2 separate regions of the Homo sapiens genome follow, and region 1 is linked to region 2. Evidence: chromatin loops called from intact Hi-C (ENCODE). Cell type or tissue: OCI-LY7. All regions are shown on one strand. Each heading gives the region's core, and the rest is flanking DNA. Links, peaks and the distances in the headings are about the cores only.

Region 1 (5,380 bases), core at 192-5,191, 220 kb after region 2:
TCTATGGACACCTGGTACTGTGGATCACACACTGGTGACACACCTGGATTCAGCTCTACTACCACTGATGCTTGGGGTATAGCTAGTGCTGGTGGATTGTCTTCTGCCACACTTCAGGTATCTTCAGAACAAGCCTGTCCATTAGTCTGCCCATAAACTTGGACAGTTGATATGCTGCTTTCATGTATAGCCTGCATTCCTCAGTTTTTGGCAAGGTAAGGGTTAATGCCATGGCTTTCAGACGACTCAGATCTAGAGTCATGTTTCCTTATGACCTGAAAGAACTTTGAGCTTGGAGTTTCTGAAGTATGTCCCTCCCTAACAGAGGCACCGGACAGTTTGGCAGATATAGAAATTCATGCCAGACCTCCTGACCTCCAATAACACACCTTCTGGACTGAAAGAAAGGCCTTTTTTCTGACACTCTGGTTGCCCCAACTATAGTAGCATAGTTTTTAGATAGTGGCCCCACTGGCCATGTCATCACTGAGTGCTCAGCACCAGTATCTACCATAAAGTCCATCTGTTGGTCCCCTACCTCCATAGAGACCAAGGGCTCCCGGAGGCCCAGAGAGATCGAGCTTGGTCTGTCTCAGTCCTCATATTCTTCAATTCCTGCCAAGCCGACCAAGTCAGCTTCTTGCTTCAAAATGCAATGGCTAGCAGCTGCTGGCCTTTGCCATGTCTCAGGTCCTTGGCTGTTGCCTCCATCCTTTTCTGTTTCTGTACATTCATCCTTCTAATTCCCTTTTCTGTTTGCATCTCACACACTGATCCCTCTCAAGCCTAGCCAGCCCTCTTGCCCTGGCCTAGCTTGTCCTCTTCCACAACCATGTCCACAACCATTTCTACATCCACATCCTTTCACAAATCCAGTCTCTCTTTCTACCATGGCAGCAGCCAACAAATCAGCCTTTTTCTTAGCTTTGGCATTGCCTGTTCCTTGGTTTCCTCCTCTCAATTAACAAACACCATGGTAGCCACTTGAATAAGCTGGGTGATATTCATACCTTCAAACCCTTCCAACTTCTGAAGCTTTCATCTGATACCACCTTGTGCCTGGCCCACAAATGCCCTGTTAATCATGCACTGGTTCCCTACAGCCTCTAGGTCAAATGGAGTGTGAAGGCAGTATGCTTCACAGAGCCTTTCATAAAATTTACTATGACTGTCATCAGCCTTCTGGTGAACCTCTGAGACCTTTCCCATATTCATTGTCTTTTTTCCTCCTGCCTTTATTCCGTTAAGGAGTGCCTTTCAATACCATTGCAGGTTTTGTAACCCTTCTGCCTGGTTTTGTCTCCGGTGCATACTGCTTGACATTGTTTGTGCCTTCTGGTTCATTGCTTTCTAACAACTGGAGGGCCACTTGTGCCACTCTACGACATTCCTCCATATTGAATAATGCTAAAAGAAGTTGTTGACAATCAGGCCAGGTAGGGTTATGAGTCAGAAAGATGGACCACATCAAGTCTGTAAGGGCCTGGGGCTTCTCCGTATAGGAGGGTGTATTCTGTTTCCAGTTTAGGTCAGTGGTGGAGAAAGGCTAGTAAACAAAAAGACCCTGCCCTCCTCGGATTTGACCTTGTTCATCATGATAAATATAACCTTGTGTCTCCCCGAGAGGCATCTGCAAAGCTTGGATGCAGCCTGATCTCATTATCCTGAGGTTCTTCCTTAGTCTTTACAGACAGGGGCTCTAACTCTTCCCTGCCAGGTGAAACCTTAAATCACTCTCCTCTGAGCTTTATTCCTCTAGGACCACTTGTTTGGCATCCTGCCTTAGCCTTGCCAGAGATGGATATATTGGGACATAGAGAGGTGGAATTTTCCTCTCCTCAGGTCGGGCTTGCAAAACAGGCTTTTTCTGTTCTCCTCGTGGCTTTTTCTTTTTTTCTACAGTCTCTTTGGACACTTTTACTGTGTGTAATTTGGCACAGGTTACCAAGGTATTACAGTAGTTTTCAAAACAGACTTGCAGATACTTGGGGCGATTTTCAATGACCCTCAGCCAGGAGTCAACGTATGGGAACTGATCGGGGTGCCCAGATTGTTCTCCGGTTCCAGTTACTACCCTAAACACACGGCCAATTATCTCCCTATCTATTGTTCCTTCAGTCGGCCACCTGACATTAAAAAAAGGCCAATCCATTTCACAGAGAGTTCTCAATCTCTGAGAGTCAATTTAACTTCATTAATCTCCATTAAAACCTTTCTTGAAATTTTTCAACATATACTCCAATGCAGTAGCCTTCGAAGCATTTCCTTCCATCTCCAGCCTTGAGAGGCGCATTTGCTGTCACTTTCACTCCTGGACTGACCAGACGGGGTCCTATTACGGGAAGTCTGGGGGTTGCTTAGCCAGGAGAATACCTTAATCCTGTCACAGCCAGCTGCAGCCGTGAAGCAGCTCCTATTGGCTGTATGCAATGCCCTAGATCTGGCTCGTCCCACACTCGCTTTGGAACACACAGTCTGTGCTAAGAGATCTGTGTCTCCCCACGTCACATCCCGAGTTGGCCTCTGCTCAGACCGTCTCTTTCACATACTTTCACACACCTCCCCATTTCCCGTACTGGCCTTTAGTTAAAGCAGCGAGCCCCCGCCACTTTCAGTTTCCTTGAATCTCCTCTGTTCTCTCTCTTTCTTTAGTTAAAGCTGCGAGCCCCTCTTGCCACTTTCATTTCCTTTTTCCGACCGACCTATAAGCCTCTCTCGCATTCGATGTCGGTTGGAGCATGAGTTTCATCTGAATCAAGGGGCCTCTCTTGTTGTCCCCAGTCCCTCTGGGTCGGACTAGTTGTCTCACCCTGGGAGGTGATCACGCTCCCTGGGGACGGGTCCTGCCTTAAGGCTCAGACCCTTACTGCAGTTCATATGTCTGCACAGAGCTCCTGACACTGTCCAGCAATCTCCTTTGCCGGTTCTGTTGCGCTGTCAGGAAGGGCACCAGGACAGAGGAGGACCAATTCCCTTATGGGCTGAAGTCCTCCCGTGGTGCCGAGGGGTTCAGGTCTCCCCTCTTCTGGGGCCTCAGTCCCACAGGCAAAGGATACAGAAATCTGCTGTCTCCAGTTCCCAGGTTTTGGTACCAGATGAAGTGGGATTTAAAGAATCAGAGAGACCGGACAGAGTGCAGAAAAGTGCTTAAGGTGTACACCGGCCCAGCAGACATGTGTCCTAAAGACTGAGCCCAGACAAAGAAAATGAGTTAATTTTGGTCTTCTATATATAACTTCTTAAAATAGAAGTGTACATTTTTGAAATACATTTTGTTTTCTCATGTTTTGATTTAATGCCATAAATTTACCTGTCAGCACTGCTTTTACCTTCATCTGATCTGAAGTATTGTATTTTCATGTTTATCCAGCTCAGTGTATTGTTTTATTTTCCTTGACAATTTTTTTTAAATCCTCTCGTTATTAAAGGATTCTTGTTTGACCCAAGGATTATCTTCCCAGTGTATGGAGATTCTCCTGTTTTTTTCTTTGTCTTACTGATTTCTACTTTAGTTGTATTGTGGTTGGGAAACACACTGGATTATTGTAAGTCTTTTATGTCTGTTGAGTTTTCTTTTATGGCACAGGAACCCTGAAAGCAATGTGTATTTGGCATTGGGTGGAACGTTCCATTAATGTTGATTCAATTCTTTTGGTTGATGGTGTTGCTGAGTCCTCTTCTTTGTTGGTTTTCTTTCAAGTTGTTCTGTAAATTGAGAAAGGATGTTGTCCTTTCCAACTGTAATTGTAGATTTGTCTTTTTCTTTTATATTTTTAGGTTTTACTTCACATATTTTCAGTTCTGTTTCTTGCTGCATGGACAGTACAGATTGTGGTTTCTTCTCGGTTACTAGTTTCATTTATCATTATATAATATCTTTTACATCATTGAAAATTTTCTTTTCTCTAGTCTACTTTATCTGGTGAATATGTCTATCCACTCCTGCTTTCTTCTAATGTCTGCATGATACATTTTTCTTTTTTACTTTTGAACTTTTCATCCTGTCTCTACTTTTATGTGAAAGTGAGTTTCTTATAGATAGTATACGTGTGGGGCATGTTTTAAAATTCACACTGCTAATCTCCATATTTTTGTTGTATTTACACTATTTAGAATAGTTTACTTTTTTTTGTTTGTTTTTTTTGTTGTTGTTGTTGTTGTTTTTTTTTTTTTTTTTTTTTTTTTTTGAGACGGAGTCTCGCTCTGTCGCCCAGGCTGGAGTGCAGTGGCATGATCTTGGCTCACTGCAAACTCCACCTTCTGAGTTAAAATGATTTTCTTCCCTCAGCCTCCTGAGTAGCTGGGACTACAGGTGCATGCCACCACGCCTGGTGGTGCATTTTTTTTTTTTTTGTATTTTTAGTAGAGACAGAGTTTCACCGTGTTAGCCAGGATGGTCTCGATCTCCTGACCTCGTGATCCTCTCACCTCAGCCTCCCAGAGTGCTGGGATTACAGGCATGAGCGAACCATCGCACCCAGCCTACATTTAATGTTAATTTTTGATATGTTCATTAGCTCTTCATTTTCTGTTTGCTGGTTTTATTTTGTTTTCTTTTCTCTTGAGTTTTTTTTTTTTTTTTTTTTGTCCTTTATGTAGTTTATTTGAAGAGATTTGAGACATTCATTCTGATGTATTTATCATCTTTTTGAGTATACCTAAAGAGGTATAAAGATGTGTCTTTTTAAATTGTTTTTTGAGGTGTGAAATTCTGTAAACATAATTTGTCATAGTATACTGACATCTTTTTACCAGCTTCAGTGAAATATATAAACCTGTATACCTCCCATTATTCACTGTATTATTAGCTTTTTATACTTGCCTTATATATTTTCTCTACATACATTTAAGATCACCTCAGACTGAGTTACATGATTTTTGTTACAGTTTTTAGTCCTAAAATTTCCCTTTGTTTACTGAAACCTTTAATTTTTATGCTTTATACTTTTTCATTAGTTTTGAGCATGTTCATAATTCTTCATTTAATTATTTTTATGACAATTTAAAAATATTTCTCAGATAATCCTGATAGTATTGACATTTCTGTGTTGACATTTATCATGTTGTTTCATTGAGGTGGAGACGTTCCTATTTCTTGATTTTTATGAGTAATCTTTATTTGAAACTTGAATATTTGAGGGACTATTAGGAGACTCCAGACCTTATTACAACCCTCATTTGTAGCTGGCTTTGTGTGATACCACCCTAACAGAGGAAAGGGGTGTGCATGTCAAGTAGGGGCAGAATTCCAAATTCCCTTCTTCAGTTCCTTTGACACACAAAGCAGGGTTTCCTGTTATTGATAAATGAATATGCAGGTTTCAGCTTCACCCAAGGCCTTACGTGCATCTCTCTGGCTAGGAGGGGAGGAGTGTCTTCT
Region 2 (5,380 bases), core at 61-5,060:
AGTTTCAGTAAAAGGTAAGAACTTAACCTCAGTAGGTGCTTTTCTCTGAACTGCAAAACAACCTCTTGAGATTAAAAATATGAGAAGTCAGTTTCTCTTCTGATTAAAGACAATTAGCTATATAACATGTGGTCCCCTGTTACCATTGTAAACTAAGGGTATGTGACAAATGGTGCCGTTAAATTTTCTTTATTAAAGACTACTGATCAACCAGTAATTTCTTTTAAGAAAATTTGTCTATCTTGAAGACTACCTTGATGCTTAGCTATATAAAAGGCGAGATTTGTTTTTGACTTTGTAATCTCTTGGTTGATTTTCTACAATGTACATTAAATTCATATTTCATATTTTTAACAGTAAAACTGATTTCATTCTCTACTGTCTTTGTGGAGAGGACTTCTGGGTTCAGAGAAAATTTTATTTTTAATGTTATGGCTTCATCACTAGGCTTTTAAAAACAAAACCATGAAGACTTAAATTCCTTAAAACCAGTAGTGATGATCAGGGTACTACCACTTACCTTGCAGAAAAAAAGAAAGAAAAAAAAAGGATTAGGAGGATACTACACTATGTATATGATGGCCAATTATATGCCCAACAAGTAAGATAATTTAGAATAAATGAACAAAGTCCTGATACATACATACTATTTACCTTGCAGAAAGGGAAAAAAAAGGATTAGGAAGATACTATACTTTGTATATGATGGCCAATTATACGCCCAACAAGTTTTATAATTTAGAATAAATGAACAAATTTCTGGTACATACAAACTACCAGAACTGACTTGGGAATAAATACAGCACGAATTCATAATCCAAACTAAGGCCTAGGACCATTTAAAAAATTTACATCAATCCTCGAATGTGTCCAAAAACACAGAAGAAAAAGGGACACTACACAGTTCATTCTGTGAAGCCGGGATTATATTGATCCTAAAGTCAAAGTCATCACACGATACAAGCCAATATATCTTAACACAGATGCTAAGATTCTAAACATAATAGTACACACACAACAAATCCAGTAAATTAAATGATTGTATACCATAATCAAATGGAATTTGTCTTGAAATAATTTGACCTCCACAGCCAGTCCATTTGAGACATTCGGTTAAGCCATGATTTATTATAAGATTCAGATGCTTAGTCTCACTCCTTCCTATGTATATTTACTTTCCATTTCCTGTATATATTTACTGTCTACTTTTTGTCAGTATTCCGCTGGGTGCTAGCAATTGTAAGCAACAGATGCGGCCTCTGTACTTACATGCTTTACTGTGAGGTGGTGAGGTAGAGAAGATAAGACTGAAAAAAATAGGCCGGGCGCGGTGGCTCACTACTGCAATCCCAGGAATTTGGGCGGCAGAGGCGGGAGGATCACTAGGTCAGGGGTTTGAGAGCCTGGCCAACATGGTGAAACCCCATCTCTACTAAAAATACAAAAATTAGACGGGCAGATCGCGCCCCTGCACTCCAGCATGGGCAACAAGAGCGAAACTTCGTTGTCAAAAAAAAAAAAAAAAAAGAGAGAAAAGTGATAAACATTCTGAACATAGAGGGCCTTGTCCTAAGCCAGTCCTCCAAATTCACTGTATAAGAGTAAGGGCTCTCTTAAAATTTAGGCGTTTACAGTTAAATGACCCACGAACTTCTGAAACTGGAAGACCGTTTTTTAGCAAAGGAGAATACTCCAGGGCCCCGCCCATTTCATCCTTGACTCCACCTTCTCCATGCTGAGTCCCGCCCCGCTTCCTGTTTATTCATCCTGCAGCAAACTCTCCGGTATCCTGATGGAGTCTACTAGGTGTCAGTCATTTGGCCGTGCCTCAGCCGAAGAGAGGCGGGGAAAAGCATCGTAATCAGCTGCGTCGCCTTTTGGTGACGCCAGAGAGTGCGCGTCAGCAGTTTATTAGAGAGCTCTGTAGCCAGCCTCTTCTGCGCACCCACCTGCTGCATCTTAGTTCAGTCGGCTCTTAGAGTAGTAACCGCCAGAAAGGAGTCGGAAGAGGTCTCACGAGGCTGTCATCACCGCCATGCCCAAGAATAAAGGTACTGCTGTAAGCCTCTGGGACTATACCTCGGCTTGCTCTGCCAGTAACCCCGACGCCTGTTCCAGGCCGCAGTGACTGTTCTAACGGCGGTACTGGCCACTGCGACCCCAGCACTGTGTTCGGGAAAGGAGCTGGGAATGCCCTATTTGGTCACATTGGGGTGGGACAGACGCCATTTTTGTGGGGCCTCCTTCGGAAGATAGCGGGCTTTTGCTGCTGATTTCACGCCAGACGGAAAACGTATAGGTAGGGACGGTTGAGGGACCTTAACCGGACGGCCTGGCTTTCCAGAATAGGCACATGCAAACACTTCCCTGCTACTTTCCTGGAAGCGGTTCTTAACTTTGAAGACTTACCTATCTGGACAGTTAAAAGTATTGCTAAGGATACTCCCTTTTCCTTGTTAAACAGTGGGGAAGCCTTGAAGCATGTTTAGGTTCATTTCTGGCGTTTTACTCTACCCCATCCCTTTATAGAGTGTAACATTCTTTTGCAGAAGATTTGTTACCTATTTAGGCAGGTTTTCAACTTCCGTATCCGATAAATATTGTGGGAGTAAAGATATCAACGTTCCCTTCATTCTGAGGCTAAACTTTCACACGAAACTTAGACTTGAAAATAAGTTTACTCACAGCTTCTAAAGTAGGAGGTCTAACCTCGGTAGAACCCTTTCTCAGTCATTTCTGAAAGAAATTCTCGTTTTTATACACCTGAGGTAATCTCTCACTTTTAGTGCCCTTGTAATTGCTTGAAGAAAACTGTAGGTGGAAACAAAATATTATTTTCCACAGGAGGGGACCATGTTTTATAGTCCACAAAAACTCTGTTTAGATTATTCCTTCCTGGGACCCAGACCAATTTGTCTTCTTTTTACTTGCCTGTTGGCAGCATGGAATCTGTTTCATTTTCTCTTTTTAGCTGTCACGACACACAGCTCTTGAGGTACTTGGTGACAGTACAGTGCAGTCTTTCCTGGGCATTACTCTTTGCTCTCCCGAAAACCCACTAACGGGTTGTGTGTATAATAAGGTTTTATTTTATTTTATTTTATTTTTTACTGCAAAATTATTGGAGGATAAAGTGTATTCTGGGAGAAGTCTAATTAGAAAGAGTTAGCAAAGGCTTATGCTTTTTCACTAACATTTTCTCAGATGGTACTGAACAACTTCAGTAGGTATCTTGTTCTCACCTTTATTTCTAGTGATGAGATTCCCAGTTCTCTAAGCCATCAGCTCTAAAGATCAGAGTATCTCCCTTTGCAAAATGTCCATTAAATCTTTGCTGATGTTATTATCCCTGTACCTGACTCTATCCTTAAATAGTAAGGCTTCCTTTATTCTTGTAGGGTAGAACTTTTAAACTGAGTGATGCCTAAAAATGTTCTCAATAAAGAGAGTATCTCCAAAACACGTCGGATTTGTTTAAAGAGGAAGTGTGGATTTTTTGATCTTAGAAAGGAAACGAGATAAAATATTAAACGACTTTAATTTTTGTATGATCATGCCTAGCCTCATTCCTCTAAAATATAATTTAAAGTGGATTCTGTTACATGGTATCACAATAGAAGGGGAATGATCAGGGTTTGGTTAATCCTGGTAAATTGAAAACAATTTTTTTTTTATCATATGTGCCTCAGAAGGCACACAAAAGAAGTATAGTGGCCGGGCGCGGTGGCTCACGCGTGTAATCCCAGCACCTTGGAGGCCAAGGCGGGTGGATCACGGGGTCAGGAGATCGTGACCATCCAGGCTAACATGGTGAAACCCCCTCTCTACTAAAAATACAAAAAAAATTAGCCGGCCGTGGGGAGGCTGAGGCAGGAGAATGGCGTGAACCCGGGAGGCGGAGCTTGCAGTGAGCCCAGACCGCGCCACTGCACTCCAGCCTAGGCGACTGAGCAAGACTACGTCCAGCCTAGGCGACTGAGCAAGACTACGTCTCAAAAAAAAAAAAAAAAAAAAAAAAGAAGTATAGTAATACAGTGAACTCCTAGAAATCCATACCTCTAGGAATTATAACCTAGATTCATTAAAGTCCTCTGTTACCCTTCCCAAATTTATTTTTCTTAAGATAATACCCATCCTGAATTGAATGTTTTTATTGTTGTGTAAAATTAGTGTTATCTTCTGGGCTACTTACTTGAGGGATACTTTTGAAGACCCCTAAATATTATGAGATGAGACTTACTAATGTAGAAATAAAACTTGCTCATTTGGTTTTCTGTGTCTTTTTTGTTGTTGTTTTTTTCGTTTGAAAATCCAGATGCCTGTCAGTATTGTCGTGGTGAGGTTTATCCAAATAAACATGTAAATGAGCATGGGCCATATGTGGAATTACTTTTTCTTTGCATGCATTAAGCTGGTATTCTACAAAAATCTTAGAAACCCATCCTCACATCAGGAAAAGGGCATCCTTTGGCCTATACTTGTGAAGAGCTAGAGTAAGGTGCTCCCCACCTTTGAGATTGCTAAAGTTGTCATTCTTTTGGAAATTTATGAGCTAATCATCATTTAGTCATTTGAAAAGCTGCCAAACTTTTGTAAAACCCAGTAAGGAAAGCAGGTATGATCTTTGTCCTGACGCAGCTAAGTTCAGGCACGATTAATTGCTCGAAATATAGAATGTGTTTTCCTTTGTAGAAATTTAGTTTTGGCATGCCCTAAAATGCATCAGAATCTGGATAAATCACAGAGTTCTGGAAGCCCAATTGTCTTCTATAGTGGCACAGAACAATGTGAGACTGCCCCAGAGGTAGTGGGTGAATTCAAGAAGTTAGATGTCTGGCTTTATGGTGGCCAGGTATATGTTTTATTCTATTTGCAGTGTTAACATTTTTATTCAAATTCTTCAATCGATCCCTTAATATTACTGTAATTTGTAGCCTTTCTCCCTCCTTTTGGAAACGGCCGCTACTTTGGTTTACGTTCTCTAATGGGGATACAATGTTATGGAGAAGTACCCCAGTCCCTTGATAATTCAATAGAAAATATCACAAGGAAATACTCTGGATGTGTTTAGTAATAAGCAAAAACTTAAAAATAGAGTGAAACATGATGGCAGTTGAAACAGTTATCAAAAGTCTAAGGAAGTGTGTATGTAAACTTTAAACTAGAAATTATATTTCTATTCATTTATCTTGTGAAATTTGTTTGTAGAATAATATTCAATGCAGCATTATATAATAAAATTAAAACATTGGAAGAAATTAAATTATTAAGTATACTTTAACCATTAAAATGTTGGTCCAGATCTGCAGTTATTGAAATGAAAATGAATATTCAGGACAAATTATTTAGTGTAGTTAAAATATGCTGTAGAAGAAAATGA

Evidence for each region. Peaks named below come from ENCODE experiments on the same cell type or tissue, not always from the same donor. Only the 100,000 strongest peaks of a DNase experiment are listed, where the experiment ranks them.
Region 1: a loop joins it to region 2, with 5 times the contacts of the local background. A loop is called at or near these places in 2 of 110 quality-filtered maps.

Annotation. Positions count from the first base shown.
Region 1 is chrY:20,795,963-20,801,342 of GRCh38, forward strand. No RefSeq gene overlaps it. Among named protein-coding and RNA genes, the nearest start is that of RPS4Y2, 43 kb to the left of the region's middle. In OCI-LY7, for the core only: no CTCF peak of the experiment used is centred there; a DNase peak (open chromatin) is centred at 2,639; H3K4me3 peaks cover 928 bases.
Region 2 is chrY:20,573,837-20,579,216 of GRCh38, forward strand. It overlaps EIF1AY (eukaryotic translation initiation factor 1A Y-linked), which reads left to right and starts at 1,940. Exons shown (of 7, transcript NM_004681.4): 1 at 1,940-2,051. The coding sequence starts at 2,036. It overlaps TTTY10 (testis expressed transcript, Y-linked 10), which reads right to left and starts at 1,679. Exons shown (of 10, transcript NR_197944.1): 1 at 1,270-1,679. In OCI-LY7, for the core only: CTCF peaks have their summits at 2,793 and 2,993; a DNase peak (open chromatin) is centred at 1,845; H3K4me3 peaks cover 3,699 bases; H3K27ac peaks cover 2,879 bases.